Linked DNA regions of Homo sapiens: region 2 is linked to region 1. A link is an interaction called in ENCODE POLR2A ChIA-PET data of the cell type or tissue named here. Cell type or tissue: MCF 10A. All regions are shown on one strand. Links, peaks and the distances in the headings refer to the core of each region. The heading gives the core; the rest is flanking DNA. Region 1 has its middle 12 kb from the start of LASTR. Region 2 has its middle 33 kb from the start of CALML5.

The links. Peaks named below come from ENCODE experiments on the same cell type or tissue, not always from the same donor. Only the 100,000 strongest peaks of a DNase experiment are listed, where the experiment ranks them.
Region 2: POLR2A ChIA-PET joins it to region 1 with 10 read pairs; 7 of 35 experiments call an interaction of 5 or more read pairs at or near these places.

What each region holds. Positions count from the first base shown.
Region 1 is chr10:5,580,291-5,588,619 of GRCh38, reverse strand. No RefSeq gene overlaps it. Among named protein-coding and RNA genes, the nearest start is that of LASTR, 12 kb to the left of the region's middle. RefSeq lists enhancers at 392-1,199, 2,882-4,081, 4,688-5,216. In MCF 10A, for the core only: a CTCF peak has its summit at 5,652; DNase peaks (open chromatin) are centred at 3,519 and 4,839.
Region 2 is chr10:5,462,433-5,470,761 of GRCh38, reverse strand. No RefSeq gene overlaps it. Among named protein-coding and RNA genes, the nearest start is that of CALML5, 33 kb to the left of the region's middle. RefSeq lists enhancers at 1-90, 91-662, 663-1,234, 3,064-3,700. In MCF 10A, for the core only: no CTCF peak of the experiment used is centred there; a DNase peak (open chromatin) is centred at 4,031.

The DNA.
Region 1 (8,329 bases), core at 65-8,064:
GAAACAGACAGGGAGTAACAGGAGAGGGGTCTTCTGGACAGAGAGGAAGTACTTGCTAAGTTCTGGGTGGGTTCTATGTGGAGTGGAGTTGGGGGACAACTGAGGCTGGTGACACCTGCCTTTATTCTGACTACAGGGGGTCCCAGAAGGCTGGGAAGGGGCCCCAAATTCAAAGAGGTTCTTTCCCTCAGGGCTGTGCAATTCTGTCGAATTCCTCATGACTCTCCTCCTCGCTTCCCTCACCAGTACATGGGTGGCCTTACTTGGTGGTAGGGCATAAAAGGGAAAAGCACTTGGAATGAGCGGCAGAGTGGCTGCCCTTTGATGGATCGCTTCTCTGGGTCTCAGTTTTCACATCTGTCCAGTGGGCATAATGAAATTCCAACCCCATCTATTGTGCAGGGTTGCTGTGAAAACACAACCTCGTACCTGAGGTCACAATGCCAGTGGGACATGATGTGTTTGCGTCACCTTCAAAATGCCCTCTGGTTTCTGGACAGGGATGCAGGAACAGTCCAGCACTGGAGAGAAGCTGCCTACTAGCTGAGTGCAAAGCCACGAGGGTGGTGCCTGTCACCTCGTCATTTTTCCAGTAGAGTCACACGTCAGTCTTCACCCACCGGTCTCTGAGGGCCCCTGGGTGAGGACCCCAAGTCTACGGTAGGAGGGGGCGCCTGGCTGTCATATTCTGCAGAGCAGACCTTGCTCTAGTGAACACTGAGGGTCTCTCGAAATGAAACTCTGATGTCAGTGCTCAAAGTCAACCCCCCAACAGGGGCAAGGAGGGGAATAAACAACAGCCAGGCCTGGGGAGCGCTCGCCCCTCCTGCCATGCGTGGCGTGTGAGTGAAGCCCCTGCCAGCATCAGGCCTCTGACATTCCCGAGGACATGGCTGCAGCCCCCGGAGGTGCTCCTGGTCCTGGAGCAGCCCCACCTGGTCCCAGGGGCTCAGGCTAGGTGAGCTGTGAGAGGGGAACTCAGAGCCAGCCCGGCCAGTGCCAGCTGTTGTTCCCCCGCCAGCTTGGCATCTCGAGGAGGGGTCATAACAAAAGAGACAGGGCCACTCCCTGAGCTGCAAGTTCTGGCCGGGAATCCAGTGGCGTCTGGGGGCCCCGCAGACAGCAGCCTGCCTTTCATGTGCTGAGCTGGGGGCCTGGAGGAAACATTTTCCATGCCTGCTGCCAAATTTCCTCAAAGAACAATGCAAGAGAAGATGCTGTTTTGCAGTCAGGGAAGCTGGAAGGGGGCGGTGGTGCAGGTTTCAGGAAGGTCAGAAGTCAGGCCATGAGCCTCTGGGAAGCTGCGCCCCCTCCCCTAGTAGAACAGGCATCCTGAGACTGTTCCCCTCCCGTGCCCAGGCCCTTCTCAGGGCAGGAGCTGCCGTCATTGTCATTTGCAGGGCACTTGGGCGGGTTGTAGGAAGCGGCTGCCCCAGCAGAGATGGCTGGTTTCCCCTGCTTCCCAGAGCTGTGGTGTCTAATTAGTGAGATGGAGGTGAAGGACACCTCTCAGTCATTGCTGCTGCTGCGAACAGCTGCCAACGTCATCACAAGGCATTTGTCAGGGGCCTGCAGGACTCACTGTAAGATGTGTGAACCCAAAAGTATCTGAGACAGGTCTCAATCCATTTCGAAAGTTCATTTTGCCAAGGTTAAGGACATGCCCGTGACACAGCCTCAGGAGGTCCTGACAACAGGTGCCCAAGGTGTTTGGGACTCAGCTTGGTTTTATACATTTTAGGGAGACATGAGACATCAATCAATATGTGTGAGATGTACATTGGTTTGGTCCAGAAAGGTGGGGCAACTCAAAGTGGGGGCTCCCAGGTTATAGGTAGATAAGAGACAAACAGTTGCATTCTTTTGAGTTTCTGATTAACTCAAATTAGCCTTTCACTGAATACACAATTTACATGTGAGAGAGGGGTAGGGGAACAATCACTGATGCCTCAGTCTGGCTCAGTGAATCTGCGTTTTTACATAGACAATAGAGCAGAGGAAACCATCACATATACACTGGTCTCATATGAACAGAGGGATGACTTTGAGTTCCATCTGTTCTTTGTCCACGAGGAATTTCCTTGTGGGTAAATTGTGAGCAAGGTATGTAAATTTTTGTCTGTGTAGTGATCTTATTTACGAATAAAATAGGAGGCAGGTTTGCCTGATGCAGTTCCCAGCTTGACTTTTCCCTTTGGATTAGCGATTTTAGGGTCCCAAAATGTATTTTCCTTTCACAGATGTTTTATGAAGACACTATCTCTGCTTTCTAGAAGATTCTAGTCTACATGGAAAAGGCAAGCAAGCATGGCAGAGTGAAAGGCAGCACTGTGGGTTAAGACCATGGACTCTGGAGTTTGCTGCCTGGTCTAAATCCCTAGTTACTTATGGGTCATGTACCATGCCTCAGTTTACCCCTCCAAAAATGAGGATGAAGATAACAACAGTGTCTCCTTTATGGAGTTGTTATAAGGATGAAATGAGTCACTGTTTGCAAAGCTCTTAGAACAGCATCTGGCGTCACACACCTGCAGTGTTTGCAAAATAAATAATACAAGAGTAAAATACAAAATTGGGCCTTGACAACTGGGATGAGACCACATTTAGTTTTGAAGATGAGGTTTGGCAGTTTTCCATCATGAGGGTTTTTTTTTCTAAGCATGGTTTCCATTGCTCCAAATCTGTTTTGGGTTTGTGGGAAAGGCAAATGGGAAAGAATGTGATTCTGAAATGCAGGGAACTTTACAAAGCTTTCAAAGATCACAGCTTCACCTTCCCGAGAGCAACTCCTGAAAACAGAGACCTGTGTTTCTGCAAAGCACTGTGCAAGTCGCCTCTCCAACAAGTCTGGGTGGATGGAGAAGTTTCCAGGCTCCCCTGAAATCAACACTCTCGTGTTGATGGGGAGAAATTAAGAACAAGAGGATTTGGCTAAGGTCCCAGCGTGCGATGGCGTCTGAGCTGAAGTGCTGGGCTGCCTACAGAAATCTCTTCTAGAGATTGAGCTGGAGTAGGATTTCTCTCCTCTGAACAAGTAGATGATTATACAATGTTCCATTCTCAGGGGGTAAAGCCCTCTCCAGTCTTCCCAAGACCCAGTGAAGAAGAAGAGAGGGTTCCTAGCTAAGGAAGGGAGACAAGGGTGGTGGCTTTCCACGGCTCCCGCACGTGCTGGGTGTGAAGCTGGTAGTGGAAGTGTGTTTCCTCAGCAGCTGTGAGTCCTCAGAATACTGGGTCCCCACGGACCAGCCAGCAGAGGGACAGCCCTTCCTTAGTGGGGCTCTCCAAGGGCCATAGGAGCACCATGGGCTGGTGCATGTGGCCTCGGGCTGCTCTGGGGAGAGGGTCATTGGTCCCTCTTACTCACCTCCTGTCGGGAGTGGCCAGACACAGCCTGACCATACAAGGGTGACTAGGAGTTTAGGTTCGAGAGTATTGAGGGTGGCCAGGCATTCCGAGTCCAGGGCCCTCCAGGCAAAAACAACTCATCAACCTTTTGAAAGCAACAGCTGAGTCACTAATACCATTAGCAACCAGAATTTGCACTTTCGGTGTGCCGGCATTCTTCTGAGTGTTTTACCTAGAGTCACTGACTCAATTCTCACTGAAACCCTAGGAGGGAGGCAGTGCTATTGCCTCCATTGTATAGATGAGGCAACTGACACTCAGAGAGGTGAAGTAACTTCCTCAAGGATACACAGCTTATAAACACTGGGATTCACACCCAGTTAGTTTGGCTCCAGCATTCCTGCTTTTGACCCCAACATTACACAGCCTCTGATTTATACAATTACAAACATTTTAAATACTGGAAGCTGAATTCAAACTGCATCCACCAACTTGACTTCTAAGACCCCATACACTTTACCTGAGGGGTGCTCAGCCACCAGGCAAAGAATGGGCTGCAGTGACACACTGGCACACGTGCCTCCCGCTTGCGTCTGTGTTCTAAGCTGCTGCGTCCCTGTTGATGTGCACTGAGCTTGCGAGTGATTTGGACTCTCGAGACAATTTCTTTTTTCTTTTCTTTTTTTTTTTTTGAGACGGAGTCTCGCTCTGGCTGGAGTGAAGTGGCGTGATCTTGGCTCACTGCAACCTCCACCTCCTGGGTTCAAACAATTCTCCTGCCTCAGCCTCCCAAGTAGCTGGGATTACAGGTGCCCGCCACCATGCCTGGCCATTTGTTTTTGTATTTTTAGTACAGACGGGGTTCTACCATGTCGGTCAGGCTGGTTTCAAACTCCTAACCTCAAGTGATCCACCTGCCTCAGCCTTCCAAAGTGCTAGGATTACAGGCCTGAGCTACCGCGCCCGGCCTCTCGAGACAATTTCTGTTCAGCCAACTTTTCCTATATCTTTCTCAAAATTATTAGTTTCCGCCCACTGTTCCAATCGAATATGGTCTCTTTTATGAATACCAGCTCTGTCGCCTGCAGCACATTTGCTCTCCCTGGAAGCTTTGGGTCATTTGTGGATCTGGACAGCGTGTTTTCACTGAAGCCGCTGGGTGAGAACAGTGGAGGCGCAGGCGCAGGCTGGGGGCTGGGCAGACACTTCCTTTAGGTGCTGCTGTGTATTCAGCTATGGATCCATCCACTGTGCACTCCCATCCAGCCGGTTTGTCCCAGAGGTGGTGGTAGGGAAGTTCCAGGACATTCCTGTTTCCTCCGCTGCCTTCTCTCTTAGCTGAGCCCTTTCTCACCTTTCCTCCCAGACCCTGTTCCCTCCCCTTACTTGCGGGGCATCCTCGGGGACAGGTTCTGAAACCACAGCTGTGGGCCAGCGTTCCACCTATTGTCTGCGAGCCAGCAGAGCAGAACAAACCTGCCTGAGATTCTCATTACAGCTTGTGATTTGGGAGACGGGCCAGCTGCGGCTGTTGCCAGGGCAACCAGTGGTGCGGAAAAAGGTAACAAAAAAGAGCCTGGAGCCTCTTGACCGGACTTCAGGAGTGAAGGAGTGGAGGGGAGGGCTCGGGCTTGCCATTCAGGAGCGATTGTTGACATGTCAACTGCAATCCCTCTGCCCCTCTCCAGGCCGGGACAGCCCCCAGCACAGCGCCCTGCCATGCACCACCAGCATGTGCCTGCTCTGTGTCTGTGTTTTCAGGGGTCCACTTGGCCCTGCGTAGCCTTTTCTCTTTTATGCATTTCCCCACTCACACTTGAATGTCTTCAATTCCTTCCTCCCTTTCTCTCATTCTCTTCTGCAGCCCCTTTCCCTCTCCTTTCCCACGTACCAGAACATCAGCCTCAAAAGATTAAAAGAAAATTAGCCAGGGGTGGTGACACGTGCCTGTAATCTAGCTACTCAGGAGGCTGAGGTGGGAGGCTCTCTTGAGCTCAGGAGGTGGAGGCTGCAGTGAGCTGTGATTGTGCCACCGCACTCCAGCCTGCGCGACACAAGTCCCCATGTCTCTAAAATAAAATTTAAAAAAATAATAAAATGAAATGTAAATAAGGCACGGGAGGGAACTGATGGTCCTGTGCTGGCAGATCCTGCGGCCTCAGCACCTAAGCGGCCAATGGGCAAAGGTGGTGAATTCAGCCTGTCTAGATAACCTGTGATTCATTGGTTGGGCAGTGATTTGTGACGAGCCCTGGGACGGTTTCTTTCCAGTTACCCACTGGACGTCTTGTGCTGCCATATCCTGGGGAGCCAGAGGGGGGCATTTTCCTTTGAAGGCTTTGAGAGTCATAGCCAAGCCCTTTTCTCCATGGCGTCCCTCCCTGACCCCACCCAACATTTCAGGAGTTAACCTTCCTAAGAGCCGAGCTCTGGCCGTTTTACTCATCGAAGAGGGAATCCCCTACACATTTTAGGTACTCACGCAGCTCGCTTGCCTGAGCACAGGCTTCGACCTTTACCTCACTTCTGGTAGGAGGTCTGTTTCATTCCCATCCAATCTGCAGGTTTTTCCCTAATCCCTTAAGGAAGCAGTAACTTCATGTTTCTCAGAATATCCTGATTGGAAGAATCACTCGGCAGCTTAGAGCACAGATTCCTGAGCCGCATCTCAGACCTACTGAATCAGAAACTCTGGGGAAGTTATCTGGGAATCTGCTTTAGAAAAATTGCCCCCGGTGATGCTCATGTTAGGAGAGGTTTGGGGAACAAAGCCCAAGTGCTGATTTTCGCTTCTCGGGCTCAGCACTTGGGTTCTGTCTGGGCCTCAGGGTACTCTTTCATCTGCAAGGTGGAACTGATCCTCACAGCTCTGCTATCCTGCCCACAAACTTCCCAGACCAGGGAGGCTCTGGGGAGGCATGGCCGGCCTGGTGCTGGCCCAGTGTGGTCAGGACTAGGTCATGCCCCTGTTGCCCATGGCTCACCATGCTGTGGATATCACATCCATCCATGCCTATTGGCTCATGGCAGCTTAAGCCCTAGAAAGAACAGGTGGGAGAACTTTAGCTCTATGTGCCCACCAGGGATCTCACACCTCCTGGCTGCAGGAGCTGGACGGGAGGTCACCTGGCTTTGATGTAAGCTGCCACCTCTTTATGCATCCATCCTGCGAGCACTTGACATGCTATTGCTCTGCGGCATCGTGGCAGCGCTGTATACCGAGAGGAATGCAGGGTTTAGGGCTCAAAAGCTCTGGTTGAATCCTGGCTGCCACTTGCTACCTGTGGGGTCCTGGAGCACTTCCTTTCCTTATCTGTAAAACATGGATAACAACCAACTTCACAGGGTTGCTGTGAAAATTAAGTATGAAAAATTTCCAGCAGAGTGCTTTGCAGATAGAGAACTCGATGCATGTCAGTTCCCTTTCTGTTCATTTTCTCTCTTCCTGTTCAGGTACAGGCTGATTCATTAAACCTCTCTCACTTCTTCTTTCAGATCCCATTAAAACACTTCTGAAGAAAGGTCAAGATACAAAAATCAATTGTATTTTCATATAGTAGCACCAAACATTTGGGAACTGATATTTAAAAAACCAATTCCATTTACAATAGTGTCAAAAAACATAAGATAATTAGCAACAGATTAATAAAAGATGGGAAATATTCAATATCAATACTGAAAACACAAGATGATGCTGAGAGAAATTAAAGAAGATGTAAATACATGGAAAGATATACTATGTTCATGGATTGGACAACTCAGTATTAATATGTCAGTTCCCCCTAAGCTGAAGTATGGCTTCAACACAATCCCAATAGGCTTTCATTTAAAACAAATATAAATTGACAAATGAATTTTAAAATTTGGAAATGTAGAGACTTAGAATAGGCAAAACAATTTAGGAAAAGAAGAAAAAGTTGGAGAGCTTACACTACCTAACATCAAGTTTTACTGTAAAGCTAGCTATTTAAATAGTGTGGTATTGACCTAAGAATAGACAAATAGATGAGTGGAGCTCAGAAGTAGACCCACACTGACATGAACAATTGACTGTTGACAAAATTATCAAAGCAATTCAACAGGGAAAGGATGGCCTTTTCAACAAATGGTGGTGGTGGTCAGGCGTGGTGGCTCATCATGCCTGTAATCCCAGCACTTTGGGAGGCCAAGGCAGGCGGATCACCTGAGGTCAGGAGTTCGAGACCAGCCTGGCCAACATGGTGAAACCCCATCTCTACTAAAAATACAAAAATAAGCCAGGCCGGGGGATGGGGGCACCTGTAATCCCAGCTACTTGGGAGGCTGAGGCAGGAGAATCACTTGAACCCGGGAGGCATAGGTTGCAGTGAGCTGAGACTGCGCCATTGCACTCCAGCCTGGGCAACAAGAGAGAGACTCCATCTCAAAAAACAACAAACAAACAAACAAACAAAACATCCCCTCCCCAAAAAATGGTTCTGGAACAGCTGAATATCCATGGGAAAAACATTAACTTTGACTATTCCCTCGCCATACACAAAATTAAGTCAAGATTGGTCATAAACTCAAATATGAAAGCAAAACCCATAAAAGCTTTTTGAAGAAAATGGGAAATGAAGGATAATATCTTTGTGGTCAAGGAGCAGACAAAGATTTCTTTGTTAGAATACAGAAAACAATAACCATGAAATAAACAGTTAATGAATTAGACGTTAAAAAAATTAAAAACTTCTGCTCATCAAAGCAAGCGTCATAATGGACAAGCCACAGACTCAGAAAAATATTTGCATTTGCAAAACCTGTGTCTGACAAAGGATTTATGAGAATTTATAAAGAACTCCTACAACCTAATAATAAAAACACAAACAGCCCAATTAAAAAATGGGCAAAAGTCTTGATGGCCCCTCCTTATTTCTTTATAGAAATATATTAGGGTCAGAGGCAGTGGCTCACACTTGTAATCTCAGCACTTTGGAAGGCTGTGGTGGGCGGATCACTTGAG
Region 2 (8,329 bases), core at 9-8,008, 120 kb after region 1:
ATTAATGAAAATAAAGTTAGTAAATGGAAGCAATGCAGCATCATGGGGAATGCATGGAATTAAAACTGGGAAAAATGTGTGATGATCACAGGCTCCTTCCAGCCACCGCGCCGCCAACATTTGCACCGAACACTCATGGGTCCTCCCTGGCACAGGCTTGGTGGGACCCACTCACCACTGTCCACTAACACGTGCCCTGGCTCCCAGCCACCTTAGGCACAGGCAGAGGAGGGTGTCCTGGCAGGTGGTGGCTGTCATCATGGACACTGCAGATGGGGGTGCTAGTTTCCTGGACTGTCCCCTTGGGCTTTGTCACTGCAGCCACTGATGCAACTCTGGGCCTTCCAAGTAAGGCAGCACCAAGCAGGGCCCTAGAAGGGCCAGAGATGCTGCTGCTCTGTCACCTCCAGGGAGCTTGCTTCTCCCTTCTAGAGCAAACACACGGCTAAACCATGGAGGAGTTTCTCCCTGGAGGCTGGCGATCTGGGGCCTTGCAGATCAGCAGCGGGAGAGAGCCCAGGAGGGCCTCCGTGAGGGGGACCCTACCTGTCTGCCCGCGGCCCCATGGTTGCCCACGCATGCTTAACCGGGATCTGAAGCAGAGTGGATCAGTAGCAGGATGGGCCAGGGGTGCTAGGCCTGGACTATCCCCCCAGTACCCTGGCTGCCTGCTTTCGCGGCTGAGAGCCCTGTCTCTGGTCCCTCTGTCCTGAGCCGTCCTGGGACTCTAGGCTTGAGTGGCATGGTAGGGCCCGGCAGTGACTCCACCCTAAGCCTCTTTCTTCTCCTCCTCTCCTCCCTTGTGGGCATGGTCCGGGCCGCCTGTCCCACTCCATTGGTCTCAGCACCTGGAAGGCTTAGCATCCGGACTGCCTGTGGGACCAGGCGTAGCTGTGTGCCGCCCCTGGCTCTGCCGCCCACCGGGCAACCTTGAGCACATCCCTGAAGCCTCAAACCTTCAATCATCATGAGGATTAAATAAAATAGTGGGTTGTGTTTAAGGTGCCTGGAAAAGTCCTCTCCTGGGACCTGGATGTTGGGCCTCTGCTCCTGATGGCCCTCACTGTGAAGACTGCGGGAGTCTCTCCAGCCCTCCCACATCCCCTGAGGCCAGAGCCTGCTGGGGCATGAGGTCATGCCAGCCAGAGCATCCACCCCACTTTTAGAATGTGTTTCTGGCGGGGGTTGAGGGGAGCTGGATTTCCCTTCCTGTGTTTGCTTCTGACTGTGGGACTAGCTGTGTGGGGTGTAGGGTATGTGGGCAGACATGGGGTTGAGGGCAGGGCATGTGCGAGGCCTCTCCGTGCAGGACAGAGCTGGGTTGGGAGGAAGGGGACAGACTGTGGGCTGCTGGCCTCCACTTACGGTTCTTTTCCTGCACCCTGCGGAGAGCAGGAGCAGGGCTGGGTGAGACAGTGGGTGTGCATCAGCGGTGGCTCTCACTGTGTTTCTATTGAACCATGATGCTCATGCATCTGACAAAGCCTACACTGTTGTTATGCATGGGGATTAGGATGATCAGAAGCATTCTGGTGTGAGAGAGATGAGGGGGAAGGAAGAAGAGACAGAGGAAGGAGGAGGGAGGGAGTGGAGGGAGAAAGGAGGAAAAGCGACTGAGCCCCACACTGTTCATTGTGTGGCCGGGGTGGCAGTGTGACCAACACTGAGCTGGAGGGAGGAACTGTGCTTGTCCCCACGTCCGAGCCACCCAGGAGCTGTTGCTAGAGATGCATTGATTCCCTCCTGGGTCTGTTTCCCCTGCCATGAAATGAAGCAAGGTTGAGTAAGATGGGGACATTCAAGGTCAGCTTATTTGCTGGTGTTCCCTGGGACATGGGATCCAGGGACAGAGGGCAGCCGGCCTCAGGCCTCAGACTGCAAGCAATGCCTGATGAGTGTTTATGTGGCCTGCTTGGCCTGCTCCTCTGTTTTGGGCCTCAGGGGATGAGGTCTTGGTGCCTTTTCTTGAGATTTGCTGCTTCTTTATTCTCTCTGGTTTGGGCCAAATTAGAGAGCTCTGATGAGTTCCTTCTGGCCTGGCTTTCCCAGTGGTGCACACCATGGTGACAACCCAGCCAACTTTCAGGACTTGGAGTCCTTACCCATTGCTGCACAACAGACTACATGAAAATCGAGGCTTCAAAGCACAATAAACAGGCATTCCCCCACATTTCTCTGGGGGCTGCTCAGCTGGATGGCTGTCTCAACATCTCCCATGAGGCTGCAGCCAGAGAGCAGCAGGTGGGGCTGCATCATCTGAAGGCTCGACTGGGGCTCCATCATCTGAAGGCTCGACTGGGGCTCCCTCCTGCAGCAGGCAGTGGGTGCTGGCTGTCTGCGGGAGGCCTCAGTTTTTCCTGTCTTGGACCTCTCTGCAGGGGAGCTCAAGTGTCCTTATGAATACTGGCTTCCTCCAGAGCAGGAGGTCCTGGACAGGGTAAGCAGAGGCAGAACTGTCTCTTATGGTGTAGCCTCCGAAATCACATTCTATCCCTTTTATCTTACTCTGTTGGCCTTGCTCTAAGTTACTGGCCCTGACACCTTGTGGGAAGGGTGTGAATCCTGGGAGGTGAGGTCCTCTGAGGCCTCCTGGAAGGCTGGCTCCTGGAATGCTGGGTCTGAGAGGCTCTGAGTCCCTGAGCAGCTTGTTCGCTGAGCCATGGACTCTGGCTCATGCAGAGCTGAAATCAGTCAGTCTTTACAGCTCACTCAGCAAACAAGTTTGAACACATTCTGTGTCACGCAAAGTGGTAGTTTAGGGGGACACACAGACCAATAGACTTGGAGACTTGTAGAGAGGGCAACACCCAACCTGGGAAGTGTTTGATGTTGGGGGCAGGAACCTAAGACCAGAGCATGGGGTGGGGCCCAGCAAGTAAAGAATGGGCTTCCCCAGGGACTCAGGGAAGGCTGCCTGGGAAAGGGAAGGCTCAGCTGCATGTGGAGGGGTACAGGGGATCCCGGCAGAGGGTGTTGGGGAGGGGGAGGCACAGCCCTGCAGGCAGGGGGACCACAGTGAGCAAAGGCACAGCCGGCCTGGCTGGTCAGAAGATTCAAGGTGCTGGGCACTGCCGGAGTTAGGGTGTCATTTCTCCACAGTATGCCCGGATTCCAGAACCTTCCAAAACAACAAAAAATTTCTCCTGCTTTGTAAAAATCCTGTTAAGTCAATGGTTAACTTGTTTGTTACTGCAACCAAGAAGCTCATTAGAAAGTTCTGGAGAGACTCAGCCCTGGAGGACCTGGGTGTAATGTTGGGCCAGCCAGAATGAAAGAAATAGTTTCCATCATGGAAAAGATTGTCTCAGGCTCCTTCGCTGCAGGCGAACATAGCTTCGTGGCTTTCGGGCCCCCTCCCCACTTGCTCTCAGCTAGGGTGTGCATGCATGTGTATTTATAGGCCCATGTGTCATTTTCCTTTGTTTTGGAAGAGCGTACTACCCACAGGGATCAGCAGAGGCTGCAAAGAACCCGAGGGACTCACGGGCCTGCTGGGGCTGGAAAGTTTAAAGGCTGCTTTGAGCTTTCGGTTCCATCTGCCACCCCATAAAATGCACATCTATGCGCATTTGATGGATGGAAAATAACACACCATCTATTCATTTGTACGCGTGGTGTGTGAGCTGCCGAGGCCTCTCCCTGTGGTCTGTCTGTTTCAGAGCTGCCTGTCTTGGATTATATATTCCTAGTGGGCAGAGACATTCTGCTAATCCTAACCCTCCTGCCCGGTGCACAGAGAGGCACGCGTGAAGTTTTGCAATGTGATAGAAAACAGGAGAGGCCTGCAGGCTACGTCAGCCCCATTGATGTCTTGTTCCCCTTTATCAGAGTTGCCCTGGGAGGCCCTGGCCCTCCCGGCCTCCCCCTCCCCTCCTTGACAGTCCCTCCTGGCTTCTTTCCTTCCCTTCCCCCACCTTGGGTAGGGAGCAGAGGGCTGAGCTCACACCTGGAAATCGCCCAAGACAAAGAGAACCTGCCTAAGAGTCTGCCTAAGGGGTGGGGACAGCGAGGCCTGTGATTGTAGTTGGCAAAGGTAAGTGATGTCAGACAGCAGACGTTTCTCCAGCCCTGCAGCAGTTTCCAGGCGTGGAGGGAGGCCTGGCGCCAACTTCTCAAGTCACGTTCTTCAATGAACAGTTGTGGTTTGAACTGTGGAGAGTGGGGCCTGCAGGGGAGAGAGAAATGCACCAGCCAAAGGCTGCAGCCCGACCCTCCTGATCTCATCGCTCAGCCCTGCTGGGGAGGAGTCTGGGGCTGCAGCTCTGGGCGACTTCAGAGTGGACTGAGAGAGGAGAGGGCTGTGTTTCTGACTGCAGCAGGCGGCCTGCTTCCTCTCTGCCATGAGGCCGGGAAGAGGAGATACAAAGACAAGGGGAATCTGTCCCCAGGTTGGTTGACTCCAGGTTACCTGGAGCAGAGCCCAGGGACACCCACAGACTTGCCTGGGGGAGGAGGGCGAGGCTGTAAGTTCCCTCATCGCCCAGATCAGGGTGCTGCTGCTGAAGGCTGTGATTTAGGAAAACGCCAGTCCTTGCCTTTTACCTGGTTCTTTTGCAACCCCGCTCCCCGCCCACCCCAGTGAAAGGTTCACCCGCACAGGCTAGGGCGGCCTGGGGTTGGGCCCTGAGGCTCCTAGGCCTCTGGATGTCGAATTTTCCTAAGTAGTTATTGTCTGAGAGTGAGAGGTTGCAGCCCAGACCTCCAGATGAAAACAGCCTGGGCCGCTTTGCTCAGCATTTAAATTCAGCGTTTGTAGAATTTGCATGGTATCATTCCAGTTTTGATCTCCATAGATATGACTTGAAGGAAGTGTACTAATGCCATCTATTTTTCTGGGTCTGGATTTTTTTTATTGACTTTATGTTTTAAAGAAGTTTTATGTTCATAGTTAAATTGAGTGCTAAGTACAGAGTTCTCAAGCCTCCTCCGCCATCAACATCCCTACCAGATGGTGCGTTTGTTACAATCGGTGAAGCTACATGGACACTTCATTGTCACCCAGAGTCGACAGTTTACCTGAAGGCTCGTTCTTGGTGTTGTACATCGTGTGGGTTTGGACAAATGTATAACGACATAGCTCCACCATGATAGCATCATACTGATCATACTGAGTTGTTTCCCTGCCCTAAAAATCCTCTGCACTCTGCCTACTCATCCCTTTCTTCCCCCAACCCCTGGCGACTACTGATCTTTGCACTGTCTCCATAGTTTTGCCTTTATCAGAATGTCCCGTAGTTGGAGTCTTATAGGAAGTAAGCTTTTCAGGTGGGCTTCTTTCACTTAGTCATATGCATTCAGTGTTCTGTGTCTTCGCACAGCTTGATAGCCCATTTCTTTTCAGTGCTGAATCGTATTCCATTGTCTGCATGTTCCACAGTTCGTTCATCCATTCACTACTGTCTTAGTCTGTTCGTGCTGCTATAATGAAACATTGGAGACTAGGTAATTTATAAAGAAAAAAAATTCATGTCTCATAGTTCTGGAGGCAGGAAAGTCCAAAATGAAGTTGTTGGCAGATTTGTTGTCTGGGGAGGGCTGCTCTCTTGTTTTCCAAGATGGTGCCTTGTTGCTGCGTCCTCTGGGGGAGGTGGACACTTTGTCCTCACATGGCAGAAGAAATGGAAAGGAAAGAACCTTCTCACTCTCCCCAGCCTTTTTATAAGGGCTCTAATCCCACCTGTGAGGGCTCTGGCCTCATCACTTAATCACCTCCTAAAGGCCCCACTTCTTACTACTATCACATTGACCATTAAGTTTCAACATACAAATTTTCATGGACACATTCAGACCATACGTAGCACCTGCTGAAGAACATCTTGGTTCCTTCCAAGTTTTGGCAAGTATGAATAAAGCTGCTATAAACATCTGTGTGCAGGTTTCTGTGTGGATATAAGTTTTCAACTCAATTGGGCAAATACCAAGGAGCAAGATTGCTGGATTGCAGGGTAAGAGCATGTTTAGTTTTTTAAAGAAGCTGCCAAACTGGCTTCCATTTTGCATTCCTACCAGCAGTGAATGAGCGTTCCTGTTGTTCCACATCCTTGCCAGCAGCTGATGTTGTCAGTGTTTTGGAACTTGACATTCTAATTGGTGTGAAGCGCGATCTCATTGTCGTTTTAATTTGCAATTCCCTAATGACATATGATGTAGAACATCTTTTCATTTGCCTATTTGCCATCCGTATATCTTCTTCTTTTTTTTTTTTTGGTTTGTTTTGAGACAGAGTTTCACTTTGTCACCTAGGTTAGAGAGCAGTAGTGCAGTCTCAGCTCACTGCAACCCGTGCCTCAGCCTTCCAAGTAGCTGGGATTAGAGGCCTGTGCCACCATGCCTGGCTAATTTTTGTATTTTTAGCAAAGAAGGGGTTTCATCATGTTGGCCAGGCTGGTCTCAAACTCCTGGCCTCAAGTGATCCACCGCCTTGGCCTCCCAAAGTATTGGGATTACAGGCGTGAGCCACTGCGCCAAGCCTGTATATCTTCTTTGGTGAGATGTCTGTTCAGGTCTTTTGTGAGTTTTTTAATTGGGTCATTTTCTTATTGTTGAGTTTTAAGAGTTCTTTGCATATTGTGGATAACTGCCCTTCATCTGGTGTGTCTTTTGCAAATATTTTCTTATAATCCGTGGCTTGTGTTCTCATTCTCTTGAAGTAACTTCTTTTTCATACTTTCCTGAATTTTCCTAATTTTCCATGATAAAAATGTATAATTTTAGCATCAGAAGAAATATGTTTAAAGCTCTAATATTTTACTAAATCGATATTTTATCATTATCTAATTTTTGCTTTAGAAAGATCATTTGGCTGCTATATGGAGGATGGATTGAAGAATGGTGAGAGTTTGGGGACCCGTGAAAGGCTAATGCTGTACTTCAGGCAAGAGCTTTCTGCAGCTAATAGTGTTTGGAACAATGAAGGCAGTGGGAAGTGGTAGAATTCTGAATGCATCACGGAGCTGACACAGCCTATGGATGGAGTGGTCAGGGAGCATGAGTAAAGTAGAGGAATCAAGAATGGGTGGAGAGTGGCGCCGTTTACTAAGATGTGGAAGACTGGGGGTGCAGAGGATTCAGGATGGAAAAGCTAGAGTCCTCTCGGGTTCTGTTAAGCATGAAGCACATCAGACTTGAAGAGGACATGTCAAGTAGGATCTGGGTAGCAAGTCAGGAGCTCAGAGGGGTGGTCAGAACTGGAGATGTAAATCTGGAAGTTGTCAGGTGTTGGTGGTTAAAGCCATGGGATGGATCAAACTCCCCAGTAGATAAAACAAGATGTCTGGGAACTAAGCCATGGCTTTCCAACATTTACAGGTCTGGAAGAACAGAGGTCCAAAGGGAGAAGAGGCGAGGGCGGTAGGAGATGAGGAGAGTGTGCTGGTACCCAAGAGCGGAGGAGGTGTTCCAGGTGCTGCCGAGGTTGAATCTGATGAATTACTCCTGGAAGCTGCCGGCTGCTGGAGATGGGAGCTGGGGTTGAGGGTGGCTTAGAGGAAGGTGGGGGTGGGGGTGGCCTAGAGAAAGCTGGGGAGTCAGCGTGCAAAGGGAGCAGGGACGTCTGGGCACGAGTGCAGTTGTGTGAGCTGATGATGGAGGGGGAAGGGGTGCAGGTTTAGGAGGCCGACCCTGGATACTGGTACTTGGGGGAGAATCGGAGGTGGGGAGCATGCATGGTAAAGAGCTGCTTTGCCCTGGGAGGGCACCACTGAGCCCAGCATTTAGAGCATGGCCTGGGAGTTTGGGGTAGGGTAGAATGGGGCAGGGGGACCACATCTCAGGCTGGAGGGAGGGCAGGCTGGACGGGAGAGGAAAAGCCGGTGCCTGGTGGGACAAGGTGAAGGAGGGAAGGAAGAACAACAAATACAGGGGCACTCAGATGCATTTAATCTCAGCTTTGCCACAAGCCAGCTGCCTGATCTTGGGCAATTCACTTGATGTTTGTAGATTTCAGGTTCCTCAGCTGGCAAAGGGGATCAGACTAAGTGATCCATGTGGGTTTCCAGGTCTAACTTGATAGATCTGTCCCTGCTTGTCCTGCCCAGTGAAAGAGGAAAACAAAAGGCTATCCCACCCGCCCCCAGCAGCAGCTGTTGAGCAATGTCGATTCTATGGGAGATTATCAGATTCCTCTGAATCTAGCTAATTTTGCCTTACTTTCCAGTCTACTCAACAGCAAACATTTCCAGGTATTGTAACGCTATCTCCTTTCTTAGAAGACGGTAATGCAGCTAGTGCACTGGCCGTTGGTGAAATTCTCAGGGCCAGGCTGGGTGGATTGCTTCCTGGGGGGCCGAGGAGCTTCCTCAGTGTCTTCTCATTGCCTCAGCTCACACGG